Linked DNA regions of Homo sapiens: region 2 is linked to region 1. Evidence: chromatin loops called from intact Hi-C (ENCODE). Cell type or tissue: PC-3. All regions are shown on one strand. Links, peaks and the distances in the headings refer to the core of each region. The heading gives the core; the rest is flanking DNA.

What was found. Peaks named below come from ENCODE experiments on the same cell type or tissue, not always from the same donor. Only the 100,000 strongest peaks of a DNase experiment are listed, where the experiment ranks them.
Region 2: a loop joins it to region 1, with 7 times the contacts of the local background. A loop is called at or near these places in 4 of 110 quality-filtered maps.

The regions. Positions count from the first base shown.
Region 1 is chr7:104,154,495-104,158,900 of GRCh38, reverse strand. All of the region lies in intron 12 of ORC5 (origin recognition complex subunit 5), which reads left to right. Among named protein-coding and RNA genes, the nearest start is that of ORC5, 51 kb to the left of the region's middle. In PC-3, for the core only: CTCF peaks have their summits at 1,713 and 1,921 (motif pointing right); no DNase peak of the experiment used is centred there.
Region 2 is chr7:103,658,641-103,663,046 of GRCh38, reverse strand. RELN (reelin) reads left to right here. Exons shown (of 65, transcript NM_005045.4): 12 at 1,520-1,671. Among named protein-coding and RNA genes, the nearest start is that of SLC26A5, 210 kb to the right of the region's middle. RefSeq lists an enhancer at 1,247-2,446. In PC-3, for the core only: no CTCF peak of the experiment used is centred there; a DNase peak (open chromatin) is centred at 2,326; H3K27ac peaks cover 1,335 bases.

The DNA of each region.
Region 1 (4,406 bases), core at 257-4,256:
GGTTGAACTAGTTTACAGTCCCACCAACAGTGTAAAAGTGTTCCTATTTCTCCACATCCTCTCCAGCACCTGTTGTTTCCTGACTTTTTAATGATCGCCATTCTAACTGGTGTGAGATGGTATCTCATTGTGGTTTTGATTTGCATTTCTCTGATGGCCAGTGATGATGAGCATTTTTTCATGTGTGTTTTGGCTGCATAAATGTCTTCTTTTGAGAAGTGTCTGTTCATATCCTTCGCCCACTTTTTGATGGGGTTGTTTGTTTATTTTTTTGTAAATTTGTTTGAGTTCATTGTAGATTCTGGATATTAGCCCTTTGTTAGATGAGTAGGTTGTGAAAATTTTCTCCCATTTTGTAGGTTGCCTGTTCACTCTGATGGTAGTTTGTTTTGCTGTGCAGAAGCTCTTTAGTTTAATTAGATCCCATTTGTCAATTTTGGCTTTTGTTACCATTGCTTTTGGTGTTTTAGACATGAAGTCCTTGCCCATGCCTATGTCCTGAATGGTATTGCCTAGGTTTTCTTCTAGGGTTTTTATGGTTTTAGGTCTAACGTTTAAGTCTTTAATCCATGTTGAATTAATTTTTGTATAAGGTGTAAGGAAGGGATCCAGTTTCAGCTTTCTACATATGGCTAGCCAGTTTTCCCAGCACCATTTATTAAATACTTTCTTAAGGCTGTAAATGAATGCTAGATAGTGCTTCTGAGAAGTTTAGAGCAGAAAGAGATCAATTCTAGATTGGGCAGGTTGAAAGAGTTCACAGAAGATGAAAAATGAGGCTTGGCTGTGGAGAATGAGTAGGAGTTTTTGTTTTTTAAATATTTCTCATTTACATAAGTGATACATGTTTATTATACAGAAATGTATAAATGGGTAAATAGAGAAATAATAGTTTAAAATCACCTGATATCTTATTTCCAAAGGATAGAGTTAAGGTTAGAGATTCAGAAAGAAAGGTTAATATGATCTGAAGAAAGGTTTGAAAAGCAAGGCATACCTGTGAACTGTCACCCTGGTTTGGTTGGAATTGAATGGGGTTATATTGTAGTGGTAGTTGTCATTGTAGTTGTGATTGTAATAGTAGCATCATAGTAACACTACTGCCACCACATGCCACACCTTACTATTGGTACCTTACATATTGTTCTTTACATTCGTAGAGCATTTTCTGTTTTTAGAAATAAACTCTTCAGCAATTTTATCCTCTGGGGAAAATATATGGCAATTAAAAACAATGGGAGGCTTCTGATTTAGAGATTTACTAGCTGCTCTGAGCCATTGACTATGATGAACAATGTCCGCAGTCTTCGTGGTTATAGCAGTGCCAGTAATATTACACAGTTAAGAAAACAACTTGGCCCAAAATGTATCTTTGTCTGTTAATGAAGTTAAATTTTTTTCAAACTTGACAATTGTAGTTGCTGATCTTTTTATTCTTTATCTCTTCTAATTAACATTTTATAATCAAAATGATAAATTTGTATATTTAAAGTATTGCTATACATGAATTTAGGTGAATTTAATAGCAAGTCATTTAGGAACACAATCTTAGTTATTCTCATTGGGTATACAAAGGGTCGGGGAGTAGGTAGAGATAGATGCAACTAGTTCTAAGGAGTTGATCTTTACTTTTGCTTGGTCAGTAAAGTATCCAAGAAAATCTAATAACATATATATTGTGTTCCAGAACAAAATGTGGCAAGAATCTCATCCAAAGAGTATTTCTCCCACATGCCTTATATTTTCTTCTTCCCATTGACTCCCAGTGACCTTTTCTAGTTTTCTTCTTTCTCCTTTTATTCTTCTATCAAAATTATACTCTTAACCATGGGAATGGCAGTTTGTATTTAACCTACATACACTTAATTTTTTAAGTGAAAAACAGAAATACGTTTGTTTTCAAAGTGCTTATTTGGTACGAACACTAGATGGCAATGTTTTTGCATTCTGGCTTTAAGATGAGCCAGGCAAACAGACCTTTTACCTGTTAATACTGTCTGTGATATCTAGAGAAATTTGTTAACATATTGGGTCATTTGAATGGAAATAAACTTGCTGAAAAATGTAATTATAAACATGTATGTGTGTATTTACACTTTTATGAAAATGTAAATAAAATTGGCAATGAATTATATTTCGTACCTGGAGGTAAATTGCTTTTTATTAGTTATAATGTGTCTATATGAGATGATCATGTATTATTTTTGTATTCACCTGTTTTAAGAATTTATTTTATAGTGATATGCTATTTTTATAGCTGGATTTACTGACTAAATAATTGTTTAAACTTATTTTGTGTATAAATTGATCATGTATGATATAGACATTCAGAATTCTCCTGAAGCAAAAGTTTATTTCCATTGTATTTCAAATCTAATCTATTCTATAATGAAGTTATAAAAATAGTAACTCAAGGACTCTTTAAAGTTTATTAAAATTCCAATTGAGAATAATAAATTTATAATAGTACTAGCAGCAATATTGTATTGTAGTTGGCATTATTCTGAATTTCTTCATTCTCTATTGAATTTTAAATAAAATTCTATTCATTAGTCTCACAAGTAAGTGAAGAGAATAGTAGCACATTTAACATTTTATGTTAATGTTCAGATTTATTGAACTTAAATATGACTTTAAATTTTTTTTTAGATTATTATTTTAGTCTTACCTGGTTTTTACCTTTAGTACAATTTTGCAGTCATTATCTTGGGTCATTTTTAAAATTTTCATTCCAGTAAGATAAATGTAGCCCTTCTATGTATGCCTGAACTTCATGGGTGACAAAGCATTAATTCTGGTATTTCATTCTTTTCTCCTTTCCTTTCTGCTCTCATCATAAGATAGAATGGAATACATGCAGTAAATGGGTAAAGTTTATAGGTATTCTTTCTAAATTTTTAATTTGATCAGTTATGATTTTGAAGACCATTTGTCAGCTTTTAAAGAAATAGTATTGTCTTTTTTTCCAGAAATATATTAAAGCCAAGTTATGCTTTTTAATTCTTTTTTTCTTAAAAGAAAAAAATATGGGAATTTCCGAATTATCTGTTTCATTCTTTTTATAGTTCTATGTCTCCTCTTACTCATTCTTACCTCCCCTACCCAAATACTCTTGTAGTTAGGTCAGAGCAATAGGAGTACAGTTCTTTAAGATTATCAGAGATACCACTTATTTTAAAATCTCAAAGCCATATTGCTTTATTTTTTTCCCAGAGAATAAAATTGCTGGAGAGTTTATTTCTAAAATCATTGGTATAGGTTTCTAAAGTGACTTGTAAAAGGAATATGTTTTAATTTTCATTGATCTGCTTCGATCAATTTGCATTTTGGAAAATAATTTTTGAAAGTAGTTTACTATAATTCTGCCATTTAAAAGGTTTTATTTTAATAATATTACTATATTATAAAATAATGTATTCTGAATTAATACCAAGAAACAGCTGAAAGATTAGAAAAGGAGCATAGTTCTTTTTAAAAAATAGTTCTGTGTACCATATTGACAAGTTGGATTTTTCCATAATTAATACCTAATTTCTGAGTGGTTTCATACTTAGTTGTACATAATAAAAAATTTAGAGTGTTTTTGCAAATTTATTTTCATTTATAAGAACATAAACATTTTGTAGCATAGTTTAATATACAAATATATACCTTTTCTGTTTGTACCTTCTCTGCTTATGAACTCATGTCATGATACTATGGATACACTTGGAGTTATTTGTTACATCGATTTAACTTATTGGTCATGAATCAACAATCGTTTCTTACGGAGGTTTTATTTATTGTAATAGCATTTAGACAACCTTACTACTCATTTAGGTGTTGTTTTATAAGATATGTAGGATATATCCAAACCAATTGTTTTTCTCAAATGAATTTATCATCAGTCAGAAAGCAGAATGATAATTTAGTTGTTTCATCTATGAAAATTTTTTTTTTAGCAAATACTTCATCTGTAATTCACCATAGCTGTAGGAAGATGTTTTTGCTATACTGTACTTGTTAAGGTAGCTAACGTTTTATTACACCAAAAATAGATTTTGGCATATTTCTTCAAATACAGGTAGATATGTGGTAAATTTATATAGTTTTCAGTTTTCTAAAGAGGAGACGTTGTTAATTTTTATTTAATTCTAAAACGTTTATAAATAAAAATATTTTAATCTAATTCACATTTCAAGTTCAAAGTCAGTGTTTATTTTTTTTCCATGGTTGGAATTAAATTTATCTTTCTCTGCTTAAAATTTCATTTAACAAATATTTACTAAGTGTCTACTATGTTTCAGGCATTGTCTTGGATAAAGAGAATACAGAAATGAAGATGTGTCTGTGGATTCCACAGCCCTTCATTTGTGCTGGTGCAGCCACCAGATTCTATTTTATATGTTTAGAGTTAATGGTGTATA
Region 2 (4,406 bases), core at 200-4,199, 500 kb after region 1:
GAGGGCTGACAGAATGTTTTAGTGACTTTGAATTCACATTGTATGGCAAAAGAGTTTGGGTACAAGGCAGAAGAGACATGGTACAAGGCGAGAGATTGTGCTAGAAATGTTCTTGGGCCAGGCCAAGAAGGACTGCATGTTCTGCATTAAGGAACTTGGAATTTGTCCAGATAGCAATGGGGGAGCCCCTGAAAGACTTTAAACAAAGGAGAGATGTAATCATGTATGCAGTTTAGAAATATCACTGAGTGTCTACTAAATAGAGTCTGAACTCCCCTCTTTCCAAACTCTCCATGGATTTGTTCCACTGTACTATTCAAATGTATTTTTTACTCTCCCCTAACACACATCCTCCACCAAGGTCTATTGATTTCTGCACTGTTAATAGTGTCACCCGTTTCTTTTTTTTTTTTTTTTTTTTGTGACGGAGTCTCGCTGTGTCACCCAGGCTGGAGTGCAGTGGTGCAATCTCAGCTGGCTCACTGCAACCTTTGCCTCCTGGGTTCACACCATTCTCCAGCCTCAGCCTCCCGAGTAGCTGGGACTACAGCCATGCACCACCACACCAAGCTAATTTTTTTGTATTTTTAGTAGAGATGGGGTTTCACCCTGTTAGCCAGGATGGTCTCAATCTCCTGACCTCGTGATCCGCCCACCCCGGCTTCCCAAAGTACTAGGATTACATGTGTGAGCCACCATGCCTGCTGGTCATTCCCATTTCTTAGCCTATAGTCATGTGATTTCGTCAACACATTATGCAACTGTGGTAAGAGCATAGGCTCTGGAGTCACACTGCATGGCTTTGAATACTGTCCTCTTCCTTTGCTAGTCATTCTTAACCTCTCTTCATCTCAGTTTCTTCATCTAAAATTGGGGTAGTAATGGTGACTACCTCATAGGGTCACTGTGAGAATTAAATGACTTTAATGTGTAAAGGCCCTAGAAAAGGATCTGGCCAGGTAGTTAGCACTCAATAAAAGCCAGCTATTTTTATTCTCTTCTACATATCCAATTACCTGTTTGATGAGACCCAGTTTAAATCCCATCTCCTTTTTGAAAACTTGCTAGACTTTTGCCAATTCTTATGACTTTTCATTTTATTACTATTTTCAATAGGTAAAACATCATACAAGTATTTATATTATGAGTCTGTCTTTTATAATTCACTGTTTCCTTAGTTCATTGATTTCCCAACTCAACTATAAGTACTTAAAGAATGAAAAGTATCTCAGTCTGGAGCATGGCTCTGATCACAAGTAGACACACCGTATACAAGATTGATTAAATTCATCCCTCTACAGGAAAACTATAACTGTGAATGTAATGTGTTTAAAGTGTATTCACTACCTAAAATTTGTGTTTAAAGTTTAATCATTGCCTAAATAAAGTGCCATATCTTTATTTCAGAATTATTCATTACTAAGTAAGTAAGTGTCCCTCACTAAAAACTAAATGTTATTCTTTATAAAGATTTGGCTTAATATTCTAACTCTAACTCTTAATCCCCCTTTTTTTTTAGATGGGATGTCTTGGGAGCTGTCATTGGTACAGAATGTGGAACGATAGAATCAGGCTTATCAATGGTCTTCCTCAAAGATGGAGAGAGGAAATTATGCACTCCATCCATGGACACTACCGGTTATGGGAACCTGAGGTTTTACTTTGTGATGGGTAAGTACATTTTCACAAACTTTGTTCACCGTGGGGCAAATCCTAGGCCAGCACCTATTCCTGAGGAAGTAAGATTGTTTGTTGTCAACTACGTAAAATGAAAATTCATGAAACGTGAGCTCTCCAGACAGAGCAGAAGCCTGTGGTACTCCCCCGTGTTTCAGGCCAGCCCCGCTGGAGCCAACCTAAAGAGATCTAGTCATGGCTTGCCATGATGAGGCCTGAAGAAGAAATGCCATAATACCTTCCTTCCACCTCTCCCTCCATGGTCATAGCTGAAAAGACAATGAGAGATAAGCTAAAACAAAGCGATTTCTTTTTCCCAGCTTCCCCCCAAAAATAGTCATCAAGGTGAGCCTTTGTTTTCATGAATATCTCATCATTGCATAACTCTTTTGTAGTAGGAAGCTGAGAAATTTAGGTTAATACTTTAATAATACTCTCTATTTTCTAATATGTTTGCAAACACATTAAGAAAAACATGTGTTCATAAGTTATAGTTTTCTTCAAAGTATTGTAGAGCAAATAAAGATAGTTGGAAAATTACCCAAAAAGGAGTTAGAAGGTTGAACTTTGTGACCTCCAAAGTTAATCCTTTTAGTCAACAAGAGCCACAGTTACATATTCTCTCACTGATGTCATTCCAGAAATGTGAGTAGGTGTCACATGCCTTCTTTGTTGAGTGACTGGAAAAGCACAGGCAATATCTGGAAGTGAAACAGGAAATAAACACTGTCTACCTTTGAACTTACTAGCAAAGATGTCAGTTCATCAGGACAAACAGATCTCCTGAGTCTAACTTCAGCATTGACGATTTATTTCTCTTGTATTCCTCACTTCACCTTTTTGATAATCATACAGCTCAGGGTTGCATGGGAAACCTCAGATTGTATCATGCTCTCAAGCATATTACCTATGTGATGCTAACTCATTTTCCATAATTATGTGTTTGATAACAGAGAAATTGTGCATATAAAATAAAGTAATATAGTCTCACATTTAAGGACAACCTCACCTTCACTCTGAACTGGTTTGTCTATTTAAAGGCCCAGAGCTCATTTTCTTTACATAATTAGAATTCAAACTGGCTCTCATTTTATCAAAAGGGATTCCTGGAAAACCTTAAGCCCTCCTCCAAAAAAGTTGTAATAAACATTTAGTATGCCAGCCTAATTTAAGTTTTTTCCCTTTTCCCCATTTTTGACACAATGTATTTCATACCATATTTTGATTTTATTATAATAAATTAACCATATTTGGTGATTTATATGAGATTAAGTCATCATTATATAAGTTCCTTTATATAATTGTCTTTATATAAGATTAATCTTTAATTTTTTCTGGAACAAAGCATATTATTAATCAATGAATTAAAACAGTATTACTATGATGGGGAATTGATTTGAGTGAGCCCAAAGAAGTACATTATCCCAAGTAAAAGCCTCTTCATTCAATTAAAACAGTAAGGAATGCCTACTGAATATAGAGCCTTAAGCCAGGATATATGGAGAATACAAATGGGGAGAATAATGTCACCTAAATCACAGAGTTGCTGGTCAAATGAGTTAATGTATGAAAAGCACTCAAAACTGCCAAATAAATATTTAGACTCAGTATATCTCTGTTGTTATTGATATAAAAATTAATCTGAGTTCCCACCCACAAGTACCATCTGACTATAAGGTAGAATGCAGTGTGCTGTAATGGAATGAAATGCTATGAGAGTATAGAGGAAGCTGTAATTGCAGTGGAGGGATTAGGGTAAAGCTTCATGAAGGAGATGGCATTTGAACTCACCCTTGAAGGATGGGCATGATTTAAATTTAAGGAAGAGAATTCCAAGCTAAGCCATTATGAAAAAAGGGCACAAGAATAAAGGTATGTCATATGTTTGGGGCTGGGTGATTTTCCCAATATAGATAAGTGGAAGCACGTAAGATGGAACTAGAAAAGCAAATTGGAACCAGAATAGTGTTTTCTTTAATTCCTACTAAGGAGTTTGGATTTTCTTTCTCTAGGTAGTGTGGAGCTATCAGAAAATTCCTGTTAGTTCAGCATTACATTATCACCTGTGTTTTAGAAAAGTAATTCTAGCAGGAGTATGATGGAAGATTGAAATAATCAGAAATTAAAGGGCAAGAGATCAGTTAGGGCAGGGTTGCTAGATTTAGAAAAGAAATATATGTATAAGAGAGTAAGTGTGGAATAGAATATTTTGATGTTGCTTATGTTAAGATCAGGTTTCTGGAATGCCATATGAAGGGAGAAATTCTATTCAGAATTCGAATCAGATTCGAAAATCATCCATATGCAGGTGATAACTGGAGCCACTAGAACTGCTATGTTCTCCCAAGCAGAAGGTAGCATAAGACAAACAATTCTTAGGGAGAACCCTCATCTAGGTATAAGTAGAGGGGAAAATAGTAGTAAAGGAGACTGAGAAAGAACATAAACAGAGGTGGGTGGAAGGTGTCATTGGAGCCTACAGGAGGAAGGAAGACAGTGGTTTGGGGGTAATGGCAGGGAGATGATCAACAGTGTAAGGAATGCCAGAGAGAGAGAGAGAGAGAGATCAACCAGGATAAGGGCTGAGAGGCCACCAGTGACTTTGGAGGGAGTTTCCCCAATGGTGTGGTGCCTGGAAAGCCCAAGTATAATACATGGAGTTAAAAATAAAAATAAAAATGTGTCACTGAAAGAGGAGGATGGCTACTTCAAGAGTTTTATCAGTAGAG